Regions from separate parts of the Homo sapiens genome. Here region 2 is linked to region 1. Evidence: chromatin loops called from intact Hi-C (ENCODE). Cell type or tissue: Calu3. All regions are shown on one strand. Each heading gives the region's core, and the rest is flanking DNA. Links, peaks and the distances in the headings are about the cores only.

The links. A loop is a pair of places that touch in the nucleus more often than their neighbours do. Peaks named below come from ENCODE experiments on the same cell type or tissue, not always from the same donor. Only the 100,000 strongest peaks of a DNase experiment are listed, where the experiment ranks them.
Region 2: it touches region 1 in a loop (3-fold over the local background); 2 of 110 quality-filtered maps call a loop at or near these places.

Annotation. Positions count from the first base shown.
Region 1 is chr5:57,690,135-57,696,481 of GRCh38, forward strand. No RefSeq gene overlaps it. Among named protein-coding and RNA genes, the nearest start is that of LNCBRM, 120 kb to the left of the region's middle. RefSeq lists enhancers at 2,489-3,688, 3,008-3,302. In Calu3, for the core only: no CTCF peak of the experiment used is centred there; a DNase peak (open chromatin) is centred at 3,137.
Region 2 is chr5:57,433,403-57,439,749 of GRCh38, forward strand. The region is part of intron 1 of RMEL3 (enriched in melanoma 3); the gene reads left to right. Among named protein-coding and RNA genes, the nearest start is that of RMEL3, 41 kb to the left of the region's middle. In Calu3, for the core only: no CTCF peak of the experiment used is centred there; DNase peaks (open chromatin) are centred at 2,599 and 2,879.

The DNA.
Region 1 (6,347 bases), core at 1,865-4,364:
GGAAATTGTTATAAAGTGCTGCTTTCTGAAATGCTCTTCTTTATAAGATTATTATTGGGGTTATTATTATTAGCCCCTGAAATCTTGACAAAGAGTTATTTGCAGGGCATATATTGCATTTTCTATTTTCCAGTCCTTCCTCCCTTCTGAGGTTTTCTTTGATCCCCCAGGTAGTGCCCTGCCTCTTCTAAATGACTGCAATGACTGCATAAAGAACATGGCTTCTATCTTTATTTGCTTGGTTTTTACTTACGTATTTTTTCCACCATGTAGCATTCAGCAGAAGAGAATACTTTTTTGTTTATAAATGTATTGTTTATAAGTATTTATTGTTTATAAATTTTGTTACTAAAAATTCTAATAATTTTATGATGGTAAATAATTGATACTTTAGACTCAATTTTTGAGATTTAAACTAGGAAAAGTAAATCCATGTTGGGGTTATTTTTCACATATCTTTTCCCTCATCAGAAAAAATACAAGCAAGTTCACACAATTTTAACCCATCTGCTTGGTCAGTAGACAGTACTTGAAGAAAGCTTCTGTCGCAGGTAGCGGCTATCTGGGGCCAGTGGTGTCAGTGGTAAGTAGGATTTACTAAGACAGTTATAGGTAAAGAAAGGCAGGTTTATTAGGAAAAGTATGAAAATACATTACAAGGGTGCAATGGGCCAATCAGCAAGAGAAGAGCTGACTGCACGGAGACAAAGGCTTGCTGGGGATTTTATAAAATGGTGCTTATGCTGTGTGCTGATGAGGGCTTTGTGCAGTACTGATAACGCCAAGGCTGCAGTGAGCAGACATACATATATATATTTTTTTATCAGCCTAAGGTATGGTGATAGCTGGGAGCAGGAAGACTGTGAGTTATTTGCATGGGAGGGCTATGTGTCCTGGACCATGGAGAAAGGCAGACTTGTAGCTTATCTGCTTTCTCTCTGCTTTTTCCTGCTCCCACCCACTTGATTCCTTTTTCCTAATTAGGACTCCACATTTCCTATGTGTCTTAAGTTAAAGAAAGCTGGGAAAGTAAAATTACTTTGCTCTTAAATGAATATAAATGTAATGGCCAACTTTTGACAACTGGATTTTCAGCTAAGAGTCTGAATGTGCTGAATATCTTAGCTTCTTCAGATCCACTCTCTTTTCTGTCCTGCTCTGTGTTCCAGGGGGCTGTAATCTAAAGGCTGGCCTCTTTGTCCCTGGCTTTCTTTTGTAATTGGCCAGTGGGGAACTCTGGCAGGGAACTGGAGGGTGAGAAGAGAGAGTTGTGGTATTTGTTGCCTCCATTTCCTCCCTGCCTGGGCACTGGCTGGTAGTGGCTGTGCTCCTCCACCAAATATCGGCTGCAGTAGAGTGGCCCTCTTCCACCAACCACAGACATCATCACATTTCAGCTCCACTCCTCACCTCTTCAGGCTTCAAGGTGGCCATGGATCATTGCTGCTGACTCTGAGAAGCTGCCCCATCTTGCCTGTGAGGATGGTGTGGTGTGTCAGAACCCACTCCAGCACGGAGGCTCTTATTCCTCCAGCTGTGAAGAAAGTTGCCCTCAGTGAAGAGCCACTTCGGCCCATGTTTCCAGGGTCAGCAAGCATCCAGTGACTGGCCTATCTGGGGATGAATACAAAGGCTTGGCCTTTTGTCTAAAAAGGAATAATTTTCAAGGGCCATGCCAGCTTCAGAGCTCCCTGTGGGATAGCCTCACATCTTTGTTGTGATTGCAACGAGGTTCAGCTTCTACTTCTGCTCAATTTTGTTTCCCCCACCTTCACAAGTGTTAATACCATGGGCACTCCCCAAGAGACTTTCTACAAGAAAATTTCATCTCAGACTCTCTTTCCCCCAAGACACTACCCACATCTTTAATACATCTTTTCACTAAAACCTCTTTAATCACCCTCTTTGAGTATGCTATTTGCTTCTTGATGAGACACTGACAGATATACTAATTGTTTTCAAATCAGGAACATCTTTGTTCCACGTAAACTTTCTTCCAGCAATTTTTTTGGAAGCAGTGGGAGAGAATTGTTACTCAGGGTTAATCTAGACCATCGAGGAAGAACTACCTAGTAAAGTAGAAGAGACAGAAACCTGAAGATAATGACCTGACCACCTTAAAATTTATACCATCATATATCATCATGATTCAACTATTTGGGCTACATAACAATAAATATAATTATAACAATAACAATAATAAATTCTACATGTTTACTTAAAAGTAAGCAAAATTTATGCTTTGTCTTAATGGTCTTGACCGAGTCAATGTTGAATACATTATAAGCACAGTCTCAAATAAGAAAACAAATCAGGAAAAAAATTATTAAATAATTGTGTGGGATTATTGGATTCACAAAATAATAAGTTGATTGATCTTGTTTACACTTGAATTGGTTATGATACCAATTCAGCAATTATTTTTGTCCTATATAATAGCCAGCTATGTTCCATTATCTCCTGGGAAAACAGAAGAATGAGATTCAACTGCACTAGCCAACTCTCCAGCCAATACAGGCAACGTTCTGTGATCTAGAAACATTGCTAAGAGTGTCCGCAAACTCTTTCCCTGGAAACCTCAGAAAACAGACAAATGTCTGTCTGTCTTGGATGGCATAATTGCAGTGCTGTGCTGCTTGCAATGGGTCTGCTCTCAGTGACCTCACAGTCCCCATAGCCAGGACATGGTAACTTCAGTATTTTGAAAGATTGAGAATCAGCATTCCTGTTTCTTAAGGGGGAAAAAAGGGGCCAATCAGAGACAAGGGTGGCTTGCTTAAACTGAGTCTAGTGTGGGAATGAGTTTCTGCCTTTCCCCAAATGGAATTGGTAGGATATTACGCTTCCTTTTTAGAAATCTAATAATCAGCATGTGAGCTTAGTGTCTTCACTCCTCATCTATGTCTGTTACCAGACAGTTCATCTTTTAAGGTAAATGAAGTTGTTTTTTTTTAATGAGGCATTAGAGTGACCTTAATCCTTCTAGACAGACATTCCCAGGATATTTTTAAGAGGTGGCCAGGGAAGGAGCGTGTGATTTTTGGCAGTCTGCTGACCTCAGCATGACCTGAATTAGAACGCCCCATGGAAATGCTGTGGCCTCCCTGGACCTGGAGTTCAGCTGATGACTCACCAGGGGCCAGGCAAGCATGAGTCATTCCACATTGCAAATGGCACTGAATGAATGCCAGTCTCTGTTTCCTCTCTAGCCTTGTTCTAGTCAGTCTACAGAAACAGAACAGCAACCATTTGCTGGTCCCACTTACGTCTCAAATGAATCCCAGCAAATGATGTGTCATTGAGGATAATACATGTTGCAGCTACATATATACCCTGAAAAATAACATTTAACTAAGCAAGAAGGAAAATATTTAGAATGGAATTCAAATATACTAATTTGATTCTCTGTGTCCCATTTCTGATTTGAACAGAGCCGCCGATTGTTACCTGGTATGCAATTTTAGATCCCTGCATTCCTGTTGTTCCTAACAACGGCTTGAAATTCCTTGCACCTTAAATGGTTTTCCTCCCTCCTTATCAGCAGTGAGAGTTGATAGTCTTCTACTCGTGTTCTGAAACCTTCTCTGCAAATTGATTAGAAATAAGACGTACCCAATTAACAAGATTATGTGCATTGAAAGAAAAGCTATCCTTTTGATGATTTATGGGAAATGAGTGTGTGTGTGTATGGGGAGTACAACGAAAACAAGAAGAAACTAATCTCCGCATGAGATTTTGGATGTGCAGAAATCCATGTTGGAACTTGCTTGAGCCAGCCAAGTAAGGAACAAAGAGAAAAATATCTTATTTAATAGCTATCTTCCTGGTTTTCTCCCTTGCTTTTAAAAAGGTATATTGTTATTTGAATTATAGGATAATACATGCTTATTGTAACAATTTCAGTCATGAGCAAGTAAAACTGGTCATTTCTTTTCCTCTGATGAATGTTCAGTTTGCTTTCGGTTTTCCCAATTACACACAGTGTTGCAATCAATATTCTTTCACATGTATCTCTGTGTATTGGTGCTTTTATTTCTCTTGGCTAGCATCAGAATTCAAAAGGTTGCATATTTCTGACAGACTAGGTTCTCAAAAGGTTGTGGAAATTTATAATCCCATCTACAGTATTTAAGAATCCCAAATTCCTAATCTCACCAACTTTGAAAGCTATTAACCTTTCAAAATTGTTGTCCATTTGAATGGAAAAATGCTATTTTGGGGGTATTTAATTTGCAACTTCATTTATACTTACCATATCTACTGCTTTTTTTTTTAATTTAAAAAAGGAATGTGAAACACTGAAACAAACTCAAATATTATGGATGTCACTTAAGAATAAAGGAATGGCTTTTTTCTATTCACAGATTAGATGTGCAGGAGAAAAACAGTAATATTAAACAAAGCAAAAGATAAGTAAAAACAGTATTTAGTTGGAGATAAATTAAGAAACTTCTTATTCATATCACAGTTGACATTGTTGTTAATTATTCTATGTGAATTGTGAACTTAATTTGGAAAATATGTACTGATATATTACATATTAAAAGCTTTGTTTTTGTTTTAAAATGTGCTGAATAAATTTTGTTAGTGAAATATATTAAGGTGAATACAGAAGAGCTTGTGCGTTCTTCCTTTTGTTTTAAAGTCATATTTCTTGGGTTCAGAGTGACACACAAAACAGAGGACTTCAGGTGCCTGAGGCAGTGGTTCTACATCTTGGCTACATGTTGGACTTGCCAGGAGTCACCTGGCAAGCTTTATTGGCTACTGATGCCTCCATCCCACACTCCAGAGCTTCGGATTTAATTAATCTGGGATGTAGCCTGATTAGGGGATTTTTAAAAGCTTCCAGGTGATTCTGATGTGCAGCCAAGGTTGAGATCCACTGATCTACAGGATATCTTTATTTCACCCTATTTCTTATCCTGCAAGAAATTAAGAAAATTGAACGAAGGAGATTTGCATTATTAATGAAGCATAATAAAATACAGCTTATGACAGAAAAAGCTACACAGCTTTTGCTACTTTCAGGGGACCAGTTTACCGATGCAAAAAACAAAAATCCTTCTCCCATAATGATGTCAACTCTCTTTCGCTCTCTCTTACACACACACAAACACTGTTTTCATTCTGATAGATCATAATGGCTTGTTTGTCTTGCCCTTGAGTTGCATAAGTTGATCTATGTACCCAGGGAAAAGGTACTGACTTTCTATCTAAAGAGATACTGGGAAAATGTCTCAGCTAAAGGAAAAAAAAAAAAAATAGCCACAGCAACACATCACTTTCTGCTATGGAACAATGTTACCCAGGCAGGCCAACCCTGATTTTCCTGCTTTCTGAAGTCCAGCCAACAGGGAAGTGCCCCACCTTCTTTTTGCCAGAAATCGTAGGGGCGATTTGATTCCAGTACGTGCTTTGAGCAGTGAAATGGGGTGCTGGTGTCCTCTAGAGCGGCAGCCTTCCAGTGTTTCATAAGCCATGAAAGTGCCTCCCCAAACTCAGAAACCTGTGTAGTTCCTGGGTCCTGGCCTATAGTTTTGTCTGTGTCCTCATTATCACAACACCAGCCCCTGTAAATCCCAGGGTGAGGAATGGGGCAAGAATAGGCGGTCGGCGACTGTGTGCCAATGGCAAGAAGTCAGAGGAAGGGAGGCTCCATCTACCTGTCAAGACCACTACCCCTGGGGCCTGTCACAGCTGACACCCATTCGTGTGTGTCTATTCAGTTAAAAGTAATAAATTTTATCTTGTTTAGGAGACAGGTGGTGGAGATTTTTACTTTTGTTTTTGGCAGTGAAGGCCTGTACTCTGGAGACTAGGGATTAGGTCATATACAAAATCTAGAACCAGATTGCTTTGTAGCCTTTCCCTTCTCTGTCCTTCTGAGGGCCATGCATCTGATAGGTAGGATCTTCTGGACTCCTAATCAGACAGCCTTCCCACCTCCTTGTCCCTGGTATCTCAGCCAAAGGCACACTTTAAAGATGGACCATTCCCTCTGGAGTCCTAAGGTGAAATAAATATAAACCAGGAACCTTACTCTGCAGACTGCCCTCTGTCTTTGCTAATTGGGATAATATTACTCACAGTCCCTTTGTCTTGCACTCTCTGGAGAGGTAGGAGGTGAAAGCACTGTTATGTCTATCACTACTGGGCAACAGAAAGTGAACCACTTTAGCTATTCCAGTGCCTCAAACTGTTGGGAGAAAGATGATATAACAAATTTATTTGGAAAAACATATTCTTCCTATAATTTAGAAAGTCAAGTAAATGCATTTTCTTCATCATTTTGTTACAGAAAGCTGTAGGATAGTTTTAAAGGATATCATTTTCTCGAGCTGTAG
Region 2 (6,347 bases), core at 1,341-3,840, 260 kb before region 1:
ACCCTATCTAATTTCTCCATCTTTCTCTTTCTCTTTTGTAGAAACAAAAACTACCAATTCTTTGAACTTAAAAACTTTTTATTTTTCTATGTTTGGCCACCAAAATGCTCCCATAAAGAGACCAGATTGTTTTGTATGGAAATGTATTATAAGACCAACATTTAAATGGAAAAAACCTGAATTAAGCAGCTATAATTCAGTTGGGAAATTCAAATGAACGCATAAAACACAACAGCTGAATTGAATTAGTCCCCTGATGGTCAATTCACTAGCCACAAAAAATATGAAATGAAAAATCACTTTTTCCAATAGTTTGAAACAAAACCTAAAACATTTTAAAGTCCCTAATCAGTAAGAAGAACTCTGATTTCCTTTACTTTCACGGAAGCCCCTGAAAGTAAGACTTTGAGAGAAATACTTACAAAAAAACTTTGCATCACCAGTCTTAAGGGTAGAGAGACTCACAACCCATCAGCTTGCTTTTAGGTAAATCCTTCCCCCCGACCCACCTTAAAGGTTTCAGATGGTAGACTTTAACACAACTTTGATGGAACTTTTTGATGATACAGAAGGCTTACAACATATGTTTCAAGTTTATGAAACCATTAACGATACAATTTTATTTGTTTCAATAGTACCACAAAAGAAGCAAAATACCCATTTGTGGAGACCTCTGTAATTTCTAAAGTATCTTTATCTCCCAACACACTGTATGATAGGTCAGGGAGGTATTATTTATTTTTTCTGTTAAGAAAATTAGAACTCAGAAGTTGAGGAGCTTGTCCTGAGTCACCCAAAGAAAATGGCAGAGCTGCGGTCACAATTAAATTTCCTGTGTCTCAAATCCATATTGATAGCCTATTGTACTCAAGTCTGTGAAATCCCTATTTTAATAGGTCCATGGGGACATTTGAGTCATTTCCCATAAAGATCAACCTTTACCTTTGGAATCGCTCTGGCCAACTTTTGTTTCATATGCATGTGTGGCTTATCACAATGTCTTGTGTTTCTATTGCTCCTTTCTCTGAGAAAATCCAGGCACATTCCAGACACTCAAGTCTAATCAGCTCTGACAGCAGAGAAGCAGGATTGGACTACGATGGGGGTCATTTGGCACTTGCCCAGTGACTGTGGTGTAACCCATTCATTCAGGTATTCCTGGAGTAAGAATGGCCTCAGTGACCCACCACCTCTGTATGCTAGGTACTTGGTTGGTGTTCCCTTCTCCTTAAAATCATACTCATGTAACCCCTGCTGCTTATCCCTTGCTGTTATTCCTTTTTTTTTGAGACGTGCCAAACTTCTCAAAAGAGTAGTGCATGCTTGCTATTGATAATTTCTCTTCTCTTATTCTCAATGTGTCATCCTGGTATTAGCTCTGACTTTCCCTCTAAATGATGCCCATATACTTTCTCAGGTTTCTTTCTCCTTAACCTAAATCTGGCTGCACTCTTGTTCTTGAAATTTTCTTCTCCATAACTGTCCTGATCTGGTTCTCTTCTTCTTCCTAGCTCTCCAGGTACCATTTTTTCTCTCTCGTTCTCTTTTTTTTTTGTTTCTTCTGGCTCCATTTTATTGTTTCCACTCCATAACAGTGTTCTTAACCCATAGTTCTTTAGGCTCTACTAACTTTTTCCTTTTAGCATATCGTTGCTTTTGTGGCTTCATCTCTGACATAAATTTTGAATGACTCCCAATCCACAGCTCAAACTATGTTCTCTTTTCTCAGCTTCAGCCTCAAATTTGCAGATGTCTACCCGACAGCTCCACTTTGATGCCCAGTTGCCACCTCAAACTTATGTCTAAATGGATTTCTCCTGGTCCCTCTCAGACTTCTTCATTTCTGTTGGTGGCATCATTCTTCCACTTACTCAAGGTCATTGTTTATAATTATTTTTTCATCCTTTTTCTTTTCCCAAATACAACACTGACTTTTCCCCTCTCGCATTACATTTCATCCTTCTATTCCTAATGCCATCATTATAGTCTGGACCATGCCTATTGCAATGAGTTAAGTGTCTTCGATTTCTACGGACTATAACACCACCCTACATGTTGTGCCACCCAAGTAGTTACCTTTTGTCCTCATTTGATATAATTTATGTCTACACTTTGGGCTGTGGCTTCTCTGCCATATTCTGTTCTATGCACTTCTTCCAACTTAAAGATGAGAGATTTATAGTATAACTCAAATAAAATCAAGCTTGTTCTCCCATGGAAACCATAGACTCCCATAAATTTTAATGGGATCTTAGCTCTCTGATGTTCTTTCCTATTTGGAGTAGAACATGTGGCAAGGAAAACAAAATCATTTCTTAGTCTTATCTTTCTGTAATGTGGTTTCTCTGGGCTGGTTCCTCTGAAAGAACTGGCTTCTACAGTGAGGTCTGATGAATGCTATGTCCTGGGCTGTGGTCACTTTGTATTTGACATGAATGTATGCACTTCTCAGCCTCCCAGGCACGGTTTACAACATTCTTTATTGTTTTTCCCATCTGGAGAGAGATAAGGTATAATACTTCTTATTGATTTTGGAAGCATTTCTATAATGCAAACAACACCTATCTGAGAAACCTTGTACTAATCACAGAAAAATGTGATCATGTGGGTCGAGGAGTGCAAGAATTTCCATAGCTGTAGGTCTGTGGGAGTATTTCCTTCTTATGATTCAGACCTTGGTTCAAAACAGTTCTCTCAATGGAAAAGGTACAGCACAAAAGCAGGATATTGGAATTATTTCTGCATTCATTCTGGTTGTACCTTAAAGTTGGAAAAACCCTTCCTTGCTCCATTTCCCTGTTGGTGAATTATGCCCTAGATTTCCTTGTTCACTGAGGAACTTACTGAAACTTCTAGCCCAATAGCCTTAAGGGGACTCTGAAGCGAGGGAGTTCACATGGCACCGCCAGGCACACTGATTGCTAGTGACAGAACCTAGACAGAACCCTCTATATCCTGCCTTTGGGTCTAGTGATCTCCTCATCGTGGAGTGGAGAGATTTTAGTGAAACACAGTGGACCCATCTTCAAATTTGAGAGGTCTAGGGAAAGAGTTCAAATGGAAGCCTATGTACCCTATGTCTAAATATTGAAATTTGTAAGTCAGGCTGAAAGATGTTAAATAAACTATAAACATATCTTAGTAATAAACTGGAAAGTCTGATTAAAATTGTGACTTCTCAAAATCTCTATGGAGTACTACAATGGTGTAGTGTGGGAGAATGCATCTCCGACCTGACCCATTCATTTCCCTTCTTGGAATCAACTCCAATCAATACCTGAATGGGCCTTGTGTGCCCACATTCCAGTTCTATCCACTCCTCCTCCAAACAGCTGCCTCTTGGGGTTAAGTGGCATACACCAGCTGTGCAGTTTATTCTTAAGAGGTCACATCTGGGAGGAAGCCCACATAAGACCTGGAAGCAGGCTTGGGATGTTTGGGCAAGAAACTCCAGAGTCTTCAGGACCCAGAGAGTGGTATCAAAGGGGGATGTGATTCACCTTGGCTGTGCAGGCTCCTTGACTGATATAAACTGGTCATAGGCACAGTTGGGTATCTAAGGCAGGACCCCTCTTACCTGGGTCTTAGGACAGCACTGAAATATATCAAAGGTACATTGAGAATACTGTTCCTTTGTAGCTTTGATACATTTGTAGAACACTATTGTTAGGTCTTTCCACTCTGACTTCCCATCATCTTTCAGGGCTGGCTCTCACCTGCTGTAGAAAACACACAAACCCCACTGATGAGCCTCCAATGTAGGTGGAACGAGTCCAACCAATCTATTTCCTCTATGTTACCGACCTGAAATGACTCCCTCCTGTATTTCCTTGTGTTAAATTTTGCCCTCATCTCACTGCTAGAAGTCCAGGTAGCCCCTAGTACAAATTCACCCTTTGGAAAAGCTGTGATTTAGTGCCAGGTCTAGGAGATGCTGTGTAGCAGGTGGATGGGGAGCCTTAGGCCTCCTTTCGATTCTCCCTCTTGACTCCCAAAAGTTTCTTCTTCTCAATTGTCAGATGCCTATTCTCTCATGTCTCATCTGCCACCTTTACCCCCCACCACCCTTATGCATTCTGTACTTTGAAAATACCTCATCTCCCCCAGTCTTTTTTGTGCCATTTTCTTAAGCCATCAAAAGTCTCTTCCCTTCAGAGAAGCTGTGTGAAGTGTATAAATTTTTTTTTGCTACATTAATCCATTAGAAAAACTTGTAAGGTAAGAAAGTTCATCTTGAAGCCACCAGGCTGTCTTTTCCCACCCTTGTGTTGTCCCCATTGTGCTGTTTCCATTTTCTCTTTTCTATCAAATCAAAACCAGCTCTCAGGAAAGAATACTCATAGGTAATTTGTGGTATCTTGGAAGTGGCATAAATGACTTGGTCTTCCAAAAGAAATGTTGCTGGTGGGGGCTGGGGGGAGCAAGTATTCTGGGTCACTTGAAAAGGCCGTAGAAGTCATAATATGTTGGGTGCCTGAATGCTCAGCCTCTGTATCTGCCATTCAAAGGGCCCTGCAAAGCAAGGCCTGTTATAATCCAGGTGTGTGTCTATATGCACCGAGGGTCACATTGTAGAAAAAAAGTGCAAAGACAACAATTTATTCCTAGTTTTTGCAAATCAGGATTGTCTTCTCCTTAGGGCAGGAAAATGAACTGGAGGAAGGAGAATAAACACAATGCTGAAGAGCCTGTTTATGGGGGTTCAAGCATTTCTGTTTCCTTCCTTGCTTTGCACCTCCTCACTCTCTTAACACTCAGATTTCTGGAATGGACCCAGGATGCAAATGTAGCTATAGGATTTGGATGCAATTCCTCTATGTTCTCTGCCATACCTCCTTTCAAAATGAGTCAAGAAGAGAGAAAACATAAAGATCATCTTCTCTTTTTAATATAAACAATCTGTGGCTGCAGGAAAAGGGGTTGAAACACGAGGGATAGATATTACTCAGGGTGACAGTCGGCCTTCTGCAGAATGACCTTTACTGACTGTTTATCCTGACTGTTGGAGAGGAAGGCCAGGAAATGCTTTCAAAACGTGGACACATCAGTAACCAGGATATATATATGTTCAGTGACTGTTCCTCTTCTACCAACTGAAATGATACGCAGTTTTATTTCTATTTTTACAAAATAATTGAAGCGAGTTCGTTGCTTTCTCCAGGGAAGTAACTGAGACATAATTTCAAGTATTAATACAACAGAAGTCTTAAAGGTATACGTGGCACATGATGCTTGAACTTTTACAAAATACTTTTCCTTAGAGGAAACTTTGGAGGCTGAATGATGTTATGGATAGAGTTCAAGTTTTGAAGTTAGATCTGTTTTAAATCTGTTTCCCTGTATGAAGAATGGTGTTGCTTATTCTCTTCGATCCCATTTCTTTCTGTATAAATGTAGTAACAACATTTAAATCTTTCTTGATTGCTACAAGGGTCAAATGAGAAAATCTATGTGAAGTGTCTGGCGGGGAGTTGATGCTCAATGAAATTTAGTTTCCTTCTATGGCCAGAGACTGCTTGTTGCCTAACCAATATCCATATCCCCTTTTCATTTAGTACAGACCCTGATTTCATTCTGATGGCTGTATGCTCAGTAATGAGGCCATATGTCCCAGCTTCCTTTGCTGCTAGAAGTGGTCATGTGATGTAGTTCTAATTAATAAAATGTATACAGTTGTTGGGTAAGGTTCTGGGAAAGTGCTGTAAAGGGGAGGACATCAGCTAATCCAGACTTTTTCTATTCCTTAACTCCTTCTCCCTATTTCTCCTGGAAAGCAGACATAATGGTTGGAGTTGCTGCAGCCATTTTGGATCATAAGGCAACTTTGAGGGTGCAGCCATGCGCTATTAATCAGAATTGTAGAGAAAGATAGGTATCTGGATCCCTAATGACACTGTAGAGCTATAGCTGCCTAGGACTGCCTACCTCTGGACATTTTAAAAATATGTGTGAGCTGAAGAAATTTTTATCTTGTTGAAACATCTCTCATTTCTAGCATCTGTTATTAAGCAATGGAATACAATTCCTAACTAATATGCCTTTCTCTTATACTTATTTGCTCTTATTTAATCCTCACGTTTATCCTGTGAGTTAGTTTAGTTTTCCCTATTTTATAAATAAAAAACCTGAAGTGAAGAGGGTTAAGTATTTTGCTCCACATCACTCAGCTATTCTGGGTTACCACTGATTTTTAACTTTATTATCATTGCTCTTTCTACCATAAAGGGTAATCTGTTGAGTTTTCCCAAGACCCTTTTACCCTAGGTCTTGCAGCCAGTGTGGCATGATGGTTAGGAGGCCAAACTCTGGAGCCAAACTACCCAAATTTGAATCCTGGTGCTACCAGT